Linked DNA regions of Mus musculus: region 2 is linked to region 1. Evidence: chromatin contacts called from ENCODE Hi-C or POLR2A ChIA-PET data. All regions are on one chromosome and are shown on one strand. Each heading gives the region's core, a stretch centred on a gene start or an enhancer-like site at or near the end of the contact. The rest is flanking DNA. Distances are from core to core; before and after follow the strand shown.

Region 1 (4,384 bases), core at 1,005-3,504:
TTCCATCTTTTTTTTTTTGGATATTTTCTTCGTTTATATTTCAAATGCTATCCCAAAAGTCCCCTATACCCCACCCCTACCCCCACCCCGCTCCCCTACCCACTCACTCCCACTTCTTGGCCCTGGCTTTCCCCTGAACTGGGGCATATAGTTTGCTAGACCAAGGGTCCTCTCTTCCCAGTGATGGCCAACTAGGCCATCTTCTGCTACATACGAAGCTAGATACACGAGTTCAGGGGGTACTGGTTAGTTCAGATTGCTGTTCCACCTATAGGGTTGCAGATCCCTTTAGCTCCTTGGGTACTTTCTCTAGCTCCTCCATTGGGGGCCCTGTGTTCCATCCAATAGCTGACTGTGAGCATCCACTTCTGTGTTTGCTGGGCACTGGCAAAGCCTCACAGGAGACAGCTTTATCAGGGTCCTTTCAGCAAAATCTTGATGGCATATGCAATAGTGTCTGCATTTGGTGGCTGAATAGGAGATGGCCTGGTGACACAGTCACTCCTGTAATCCCAGGTACTTGGGAAGCTGAGGCAGGAGAATCAAAAACTCAAGGTCAGACTGGACTGCAGAATGAGTTCTAGGACAAGGTAAGCAACTTGTGTCAAAACAGCCAAGAAAGCCCCTCTGGAATCTAGTTCAGTGTTAGTCCCTGCCTAGCATACGAGACACCCTATGTTAATTTTCATACCCACCTCCTTATACCCAACAATGTGAGAGGAAACCAGAATCCAAAGAGAATATAAATGATAAGATTTTCTGTGCTTCCAGGATGGGACATCAAGTCTTCCAGGACCACCCTCCCTCCCTCCCTTCCCCTAACACAAGACCTGACCAGGCACACAGCTGTTTTCCATGAGGAAGCTTATGGGATAGCTTGGCTTTACCCAAAGACATTACCCCTCTGTGAGGGCCAGAGGCGGGAGGTAAAGGCACGAGGGGGTCCAAAACCAGATCCCCAGACTATCAAGTCACCCCAGTTTCTTATTGCCAAACCACACCAAGAAAACCAGAGTTAGACTCAAACAGGCTTTTATTATTCACGTACTCGGTAGAAAACGGGGGTTTAGTAAACAGGGTGGAACTGTATAGGAAGACGCTGGGTTGGTCCGATACTATTTACACGTGGTGGCAGCGCTGTTCGTCACATCAGGCACAGCACGTGCACTTGTCCGCGGCGCCTTTGCAGACACAGCCCTGGGCACATTTGGAGCAGCCCACGGGACAGCAGGAGCAGCAGCCTAGAAAGGAGGAGGAAGAGGTCAGCCTGGCTGAAGACCTCTGCTTCCTGTCCCCAACAGAGAAGACCTCGGTTTTTTTAAATAGTTCTCTGTATAGTTCTGTCCCCGAGACAATACAATGGCCTCCGGGAAGCAAAGGACATTTCTCAGAGCCAGTTTTGTAGGAGTTCCCCGCCCCTAGCCTTAGCCGCCACCCAAGGTGTCCCAACTCACTCTTCTTGCAGGAGGTGCACTTGCAGTTCTTGCAGGCGCAGGAGCTGGTGCAAGTGCAGGAGCCGCCTGGGGAGGAGAAAGAAGACAGCATGAGGGAGGCAGCATTACAGCAGTGGCCAACACCACGAGTCCCGGCTCAGTTCACTAAGTCCTCCTCGGAGCTGCAGGGAGCCTAGCCCCACTTTTCTCCTCACAGGTTAAGTCAGGGATTATGTCTTTGAGTCCCAAGACATAAAGGTCCTTCACCTCTTTCTTAATTCAAGCAATTCACAGTAAGTTTAGTAATGCCTGGGACTCAACCCAGATGTCCCCACTAACTGGGTGATCAGGAACCGGACATTTGCGCGTCTAAATCCTAGCCCCAACCCCGCCAAAGGACCCGTTCGACAATACTCGTAACTAATGAAGGCTTTTGCAAGAGCGGATTCTAGAAAGAACCGGAATGAATCGCCAACTAAAGGTGCCTATTCCCGCCAAGCCTCTACAACTCGGGGATTCCGCTCTGCGGTCCCAACTTGGTATTCTAAAGACCAAGGATCGGGAGTCTTACCGGTGGAGCAGGAGCAGTTGGGGTCCATTCCGAGATCTGGTGAAGCTGGAGCTACGGAGTAAGTGAGGAGAAGGTACTCAGGACGTTGAAGTCGTGGTGACGCTTAGAGGACAGCCTGCCCTCTTTATAGTCGTTGGACGAGTCCGGGCGCAAAGGGTTTGCACCCAGCAGGCGGTTGCTCCAGCCCACGCATAGTCACGCGCCCCGCGTCCTTGGCAGAGCCGAGCGCACTTTTCGGGCGGAGTGCAGAGCTCCCTGGAGCGCCAGTGTGCACAGCGGGACCGCCCCTTTGGCACGACTGGCTCGGATAGGACGACCCATGTGACGTGTGGAACATCATGTCCCTATAGTGCTTTCCCCGATATTACGGCCTATCGCTGCTCTGGAGTTTACGAGAACTCACCCCGGAAAGCCAGCTATCTCCGTAAACCCATTCGCAGCGTGGTAACCTCAGCTTCTCCTTTCCTGGAGTTCCTGAGCAGCGACCAGCTCCGCCCAGGTCTCTCTCTGGATCGAAGCTAGGAGAAGAGGAGACAGTTTTATAAAGACTAGCCTTGATTATTTTAGCCAACAGAACTCATCTCAACATTATTCTCTACTCCTGAGGGGGCTCATCTAAGAATGTCCAGGGCTGAGGGGTCACTCACCTTAACCCATCTGCTCTACTCCAGGCTGGTTTTAAAAACCAAGGTACCCTCCCTCCAGAGAGATCATTTTAGGTGGGGACTGCATTAGATAAAAAAAATAAAGTCAGCTATTTCTTTCTTTCTTTTTTTTTTAATGCTTCTGATTTTGAGTAACATTAGAGTCTGCTGTCAGGCAGGCCTTGTGTCCTGGGCAAGAGAACAGCTACACTGTTGGCTCATGCATACCATCACTTCTGAGCTATACGACTTTGGGCAGGTTTTTGCTTAACTGTGGTAGAACCACCACCAGCAATATGTCTATTATGCCAGAACCAGGAGTTAAACCAATTTCTCATTTAATACCTATAGAGAGATGCAAATTCTATTTACACACAAGGACAGAGGATTCAGAGGTTCAGTGACTTGCCCAGGCCATATATCCAGTCAGTAGTACAACGGCTGTGAACCAGCACTGCCTGGCACTAACGCTCCTGTATTTGTCCCACGTTCTCTTGCTGTGATTCTGTACAAAGTTCATCTGTAGGCAGAGAAGGCACCAGGTGCTGGGCTATGACACTCCCCCCCCCCACACACACACTTCCCCCTCCTCTTCCCCCTCTCCCTCTTCCTCCTCTTCTTCCTCCTCTTCTCCGTTCTTCTCCCCTTCTTTCTCCTCTCTTCTTCCTTTTTCTCCTCCTCCCCCCTCCTCCTCTTCCTCCTCCTTCATGGTGGTTTAGATACAAGTGTCTTTCTATTATCAACCCACTGGTTTGGTAGTATAATATTACCCAGGGCGTTTCTCCTTCCTCCGGATATTTCCTCTTGGAGGAGACAACACAGCAATACCCTCTGCGTGGGAAGATCCAAAAAAAAACCTTCATTTGGAACTGAGTCTTTATCTATACAGTTAAATTCTTGCCTTAGGGTAGCTCTTTAATCTCAGCTCTTAGAAGTCAGAGGCAGATGATCTCTGCAAAATTCAAGGCCAGCCAGGGCCACACAAATGAGATCCTATTTCAAAAGTTAATAAGGAAGTGATTAAAGATTAAAAAAAAAAAAAAAAAACAAGCCGGGTGTTGGTGGCGCACGCCTTTGATCCCAGCACTCAGGAGGCAGAGGCAGGCGGATTTCTGAGTTCGAGGCCAGCCTGGTCAACAAAGTGAGTTCCAGGACAGCTAGGGCTATATAGAGAAACCCTGTCTCGAAAAACCAAAAACCAAAACCAAACAAACAAACAAAAAAACCAGAATTCTTGCTTGACTAATGTTGGTCAGTTCTCTCCAGATCTCATGAATTTACTGGTTTTAAGTAGCTAAGGACTGGGCTTGGAAAGAGCAGAGGATTTCAGCCTGGGCTAGAGACAAATTCCAAGCACTCAAGGGCAACTCCTAAGCAGAGATCTCACGTCAGAGACATCAGTGATTCTGCAAAGGCAGGGACTGCTGGCTCCTAGGGTACAAGTCAGGCTGAGGTGTGCTCTGGCACAAAGATGCCCAAGTCCTTTATTCTGCCTCTTCCTTGTTTTCTGGATGCATACGGAGATGTTTCTGCTGGACCACATATAGTTGGTGTTTTTGCTTGTTTTATCAGTTTGTTATGTTTTATTGTCTATTGCCAAAACTGAGATCTGTAACAGATTCTTGGGCCTTTAGACCTCTTGCATAATATGATTTTTTTCCCCTTTTTTTCAGTGAGGATTGAACCCAAGGCTTCCTGATCACCAGGCAAGCATTCTGCACCTGAGTTTTGCCTCC
Region 2 (4,370 bases), core at 1,387-3,886, 35 kb before region 1:
CATCTCACCACACACACACACACACACACACACACACACACATGTGGGTATGCATCTCACCCCCCCCCCCCACACACACACACACATCCAAGCACATGTGGGCATGCATCTCACCCCCACACACACACACATCCAAACACATATGGGCAGCATCTCACCCCCCCACACACACACATCCAAACATATATGGGCATGCATCTCACCACACACACACACAGACACACACACACACACACACACACACACACACACGTATACATCAAACATAAAGCTACAAAACATTTCAAGCTTTAGGTTGTTTGAAACAAAGGGGAGATAGCTATAAGTGGCCATACTATAAGAGAGAAAAAAAAAAGACTGTTGCATCTCTAAATTCCATCCAATTCTTTCTCCAAACCAATTATTTCTAGTTGTCTATCTGATAGCTACTCCTGACTGATCTATGGATGCCAGCAACAATTCTAGTTCCTCACCTTGGGTCCCCACAACAGTCAATTTAGCCAGAAACCATCTGGCTCCCCTCTCCCCTGAGACTAGCCTATAACCAAGTTTACTTCTCAAAGCTCATGACAAGTCATGCCCTCACCGTTCCCCTCTGCTCTGACCTTCATGCCTTCCTCCCGATTACCTCAACAGTCTAAAACTTCCCATTTCTTCTAACACACTCTCCCTGTGGCCAAAGTGGCCATTCCAAAATATCTCCCACTTTAGACCAGTTGGGGCACCTCAACCTCAGTTTGTGACATGGTTGCATGAGGTGCTCTGTAAAACAGACAGCGCCATGCACCACCTTCAACTCTTCCCTCCTTCTTCAGTTGTACCCTGACACATCTCTGCTCCTCAGGAAGCCTGGCAGTTTCTTCCCTTCCCGCTCCTGTACCTGTCAAGCACACAAGCATCCCCACCACAGACAGAGAAGGCCCTCCCTACTTATTCTGAACCTTCTAGGCATTCTTCCCTAGCGGAGCAATTGTGACCACTTCTCAAACATCTCTTCCCGTAGAGGAAGGTTCACAGATATTTAACTCTGAATCCTGAGCATTGACCTAAGCCTGGCACATAATAGAACTAAAAACATGTTTGCTAATTAAAATGACTAGTGACCATAACAGAGTTGGGACCTCCTCCTGATCTTTACTCTGACACACACACAAACACCTCAAAATGCATCTACCTTATAGGCTCAGGGGTAAGAGAGATGGCTCAGCAGTTAAGAAAATCTACAGCTCTGTAGAGGACGCCAGCCCAGGTCCCAGCACCCACATCAGTGATTTACAGCTGTCTGTAACTCTAGCTCCAAGGAATCAGACACTCTCTTCTGGCCTCCACAGAAATATCCACATACATAAAAGACACACAAGAACACACAAATGAGAGGAAGAGAGGAGGGAGGGAGGGAGGGAGGGAGGGAGGGAGGGAGAAGAACCCAAGTTCACCACAGCTCCAACAGTTCAAGTCTCATGGTTTTAATATTTATGTTTATTGCTTATGTGTGTGATGTCTTCCCAAGAAAGAAGCCTGTCTCATTCACCACAAGCCTATAATATCAGTAACATTCATTTATTTGATATTTATTGAGCACCTACTTTATTGTGTACCAAACTTAAGTACTAGGTAGGCACTCATGTTCTACAGGGGTCGGGGAAGGACAAACAATACATAGGACAAATAAAACCTAAATGCTTAGGGGAAAAAAAAAAAGCAGTGAAGACAAGAAGAGTGAGGAAAGGCTTAGATTCTAATGGCCCTAGTGAAGACTCCAAGAAAGAGAGCAGACAAAACAGACATCCAACCACAAGAACAAAGCCCTTAAGTCAAAGCATGTCCTGCGGTGGTGTTGGGGGTGGGGAGAGAATGTGGGGTGTAACAGACATTGAAAGTATGGGTCACGTTATTTAAAAGCCTTACAGCTCACTACAGGGAGCTTATATTACTATTGTTGTTGTTATTTCTATGATTAGTATTACTGTTATTATTACTAAAGCGCTGACCTTTGCTTGTACTGAAAGTCATCTAGGGGGGTAGGGGTGGGGCAGGGTCTAATGTAGATCAGGCTGGCTTCAACTCGCTTTGAAAGCGACACCATGCCGCCCATGCTGTGATTTTCTTTCAGAAGGGACCCAATATACTTGGGCATCCCTTACAGAAGACAGGATACAGGGTACCCAGAAACAGGTGAGACAACCGAAGCGGCAATCATTAGCATCCTGTCGGATTCTCCGTAAAAGGAGATTAAAGTTGACAGGGGTTCGCTGGCCGCCCCTTCACCCGGAAGAGCCATTCTCTAGAAGAACGGCCCCCACGCCCCAAAGAGGGCAGTCAGGCCGGGTGACGCCTGGCAGCCGTGGGTGGGCGTGGCGACAGAGCACCAGTGGGGAGGACCACGCTCGGAAGAGCCTAGTCACAGCACTCGGCGAGCAGTCGCCGGCCGGCATGCCCAGCTACAGCAAGAGAGGAAGCACGAGCCTCTTCGAACTAGGCTCGGTGTTCTGCTTCAAGGCCAGGCCCCGAACTCGGGCCCAGGGTCGGCTCGGGGCCGCGTGGGCGCCCACACCTCACACACCTTACCTGCCTCCGTCGCCGCCCGCTGCCGGCTTCTTCACTACGCCGCCGCCGCCGCTTCTCGCGCCGCTCGCCCGCGCCTCCTGATTGGCTGAGGCAGTAAGCTCCCAGAAGCCCCTGCGCGTTGCGCCGCCAAATGAACTTTATGGAGACCCGCAAGAGGACACAGGCGTGGGGGCGGGGCGGGGCCGGAGGCGGGGCTGTCGCTACAAGTAAGTCAAGGAGCTCCGCCCTGCTCCCGCCCACGTGGTTGGAGTTGACAGTCCTAGAGGAAGCATTTCCGCAGTTCCCAATGCTGGGCAGACCCAGAGAGCTCGGCCACTCGGTGTAGAGCTTCAGTCAAGTGCCTGGGCCTGTTCTAGGTGCAGGGAACACGGTGACTTCCACAGCAGACAAGATCCCTGACCTCAAGCAGTTCTCAGCTTGGCCAGGGAAACAAAATATAGTGAATAAATGCAGCAGTAATTAGGAGAGCTAAGAACGGAAAAGCAAACTAATTGAAGAAAAATGGTCGGATGGCCAGGAAAGGTGTCATTCCAACTGAAAGGTGAAAGATAAAAACATGTTTTGGAGTTTCTCAAGGGAAAAGGCTGTCTTTTGGCAGCCTGAACAAGCAAGCTAGGCTGGCCACCTGCCCCGTTGGCCAATTACAGAAAAAAGCAGTGGTGATACCCAAAGAAAAGAGATTACTTCAGTGTGGCCGCGTTGGGAACAAAGTGTGTCACTGGGATATACAAGAACCCTTCAGGAGGTTCTTAGTCTAGTGGGTAAAAGAAATTTGAAAACAGGCGCTGAATGAAAACAATTTTGTTGGGAGTTTGAGAGAAAAATAACAGGACAGGCAAGCTGCAGGTCTCAGCAGCTGCTGAGAGGAGAGACCTGGATAGGAGGAGGTTTTGACAAATGTAAAAGAGTGTGGGGCTAACTGTAAGCACTCGTGTGTGAGTGTGTGTGTGTGTGTGTGTGTGTGTGTGTGTGTGTGTGTGTGTGTGTCCTGGTGCTCAAGGAGGCCAAAAGAGGTCATCAGATCTCCGGAGTAAGATTACAGGTGGTTGTGAGGCGGCATGGGTACTAGGAACCAAACCCAAAGTCCTTTGCAAGAGCAGTATGCTGAGCCATTGCTTTAGCTCCCGTAATAGCCTGTAATCGTTAAAGAGGCACTTTTTGGATTGCACAGTCTCGAACATGTCTAATCTTTCAATGAAGGTCACCGTCCTGACCTAATGAGGACCATGTGAACACAGGCCTAGGCAAGGTTGTCACCATTAATAATTCTAGTTTGGTAGATGCCTGTTTGATAAAGTGTTCTAGTCAGCTTTGCCTTATATGCTTATAAAACATAAATACAATTAACATACAAAGATGCCCACAATGATTAGCATTATAGCTGCACAGAACTTCTTTCTGCCTGCATGTGTATGTTTGTGGTATATATTTGTGTATGTGCAGAAGTATGTGGGCAGCTATGTGCACATGTGCTTGGAGGTCAAAGGTTGCTGTTGGGTGGCTTCCTCTAGTCACTCTCTGCCTTATTTTTTGAAACAGGGTCTCTCACTGAACCCAGCGCTTACCAATGGGCATAAATAGCTATCCAGTGAGCTCCAGGGATCTACCTGTCTCTGCCCTCCTCCCCTGAGCACTAGGGTTACAGGAGCCACCCTCCACACTGGGCTTTTGCTTGCTCAGTAGGTACTTTACCAACTGAGACTTCTTGCCAACACAAAAGATTTTATTATTTTTATGACCTTAATTAATGTGCTTGTGAGAGACAGAGAGAGAGAGATCTCTCTCTCTCTCTCTCTCTCTGT

The links. Hi-C counts contacts between places; a loop is a spot of excess contacts on that map. ChIA-PET counts read pairs that join two places held with the same protein, here RNA polymerase II (POLR2A).
Region 2: POLR2A ChIA-PET joins it to region 1 with 54 read pairs in embryonic stem cell. The contact joins the promoter of Nup93 here to the promoter of Mt1 in region 1. A Hi-C loop is called at or near these places in 11 of 37 maps with a recorded cell type or tissue (CH12.LX, Patski, T-helper 1 cell and 6 more). POLR2A ChIA-PET finds 5 or more read pairs at or near these places in 4 of 5 experiments (Patski and embryonic stem cell).

What each region holds. Positions count from the first base shown.
Region 1 is chr8:94,176,959-94,181,342 of GRCm38, reverse strand. It overlaps Mt1 (metallothionein 1), which reads right to left and starts at 2,254. Exons shown (of 3, transcript NM_013602.3): 1 at 2,005-2,254; 2 at 1,455-1,520; 3 at 1,016-1,241. The coding sequence starts at 2,032. The coding sequence ends at 1,150.
Region 2 is chr8:94,212,830-94,217,199 of GRCm38, reverse strand. It overlaps Nup93 (nucleoporin 93), which reads right to left and starts at 2,636. Exons shown (of 22, transcript NM_001357266.1): 1 at 2,569-2,636.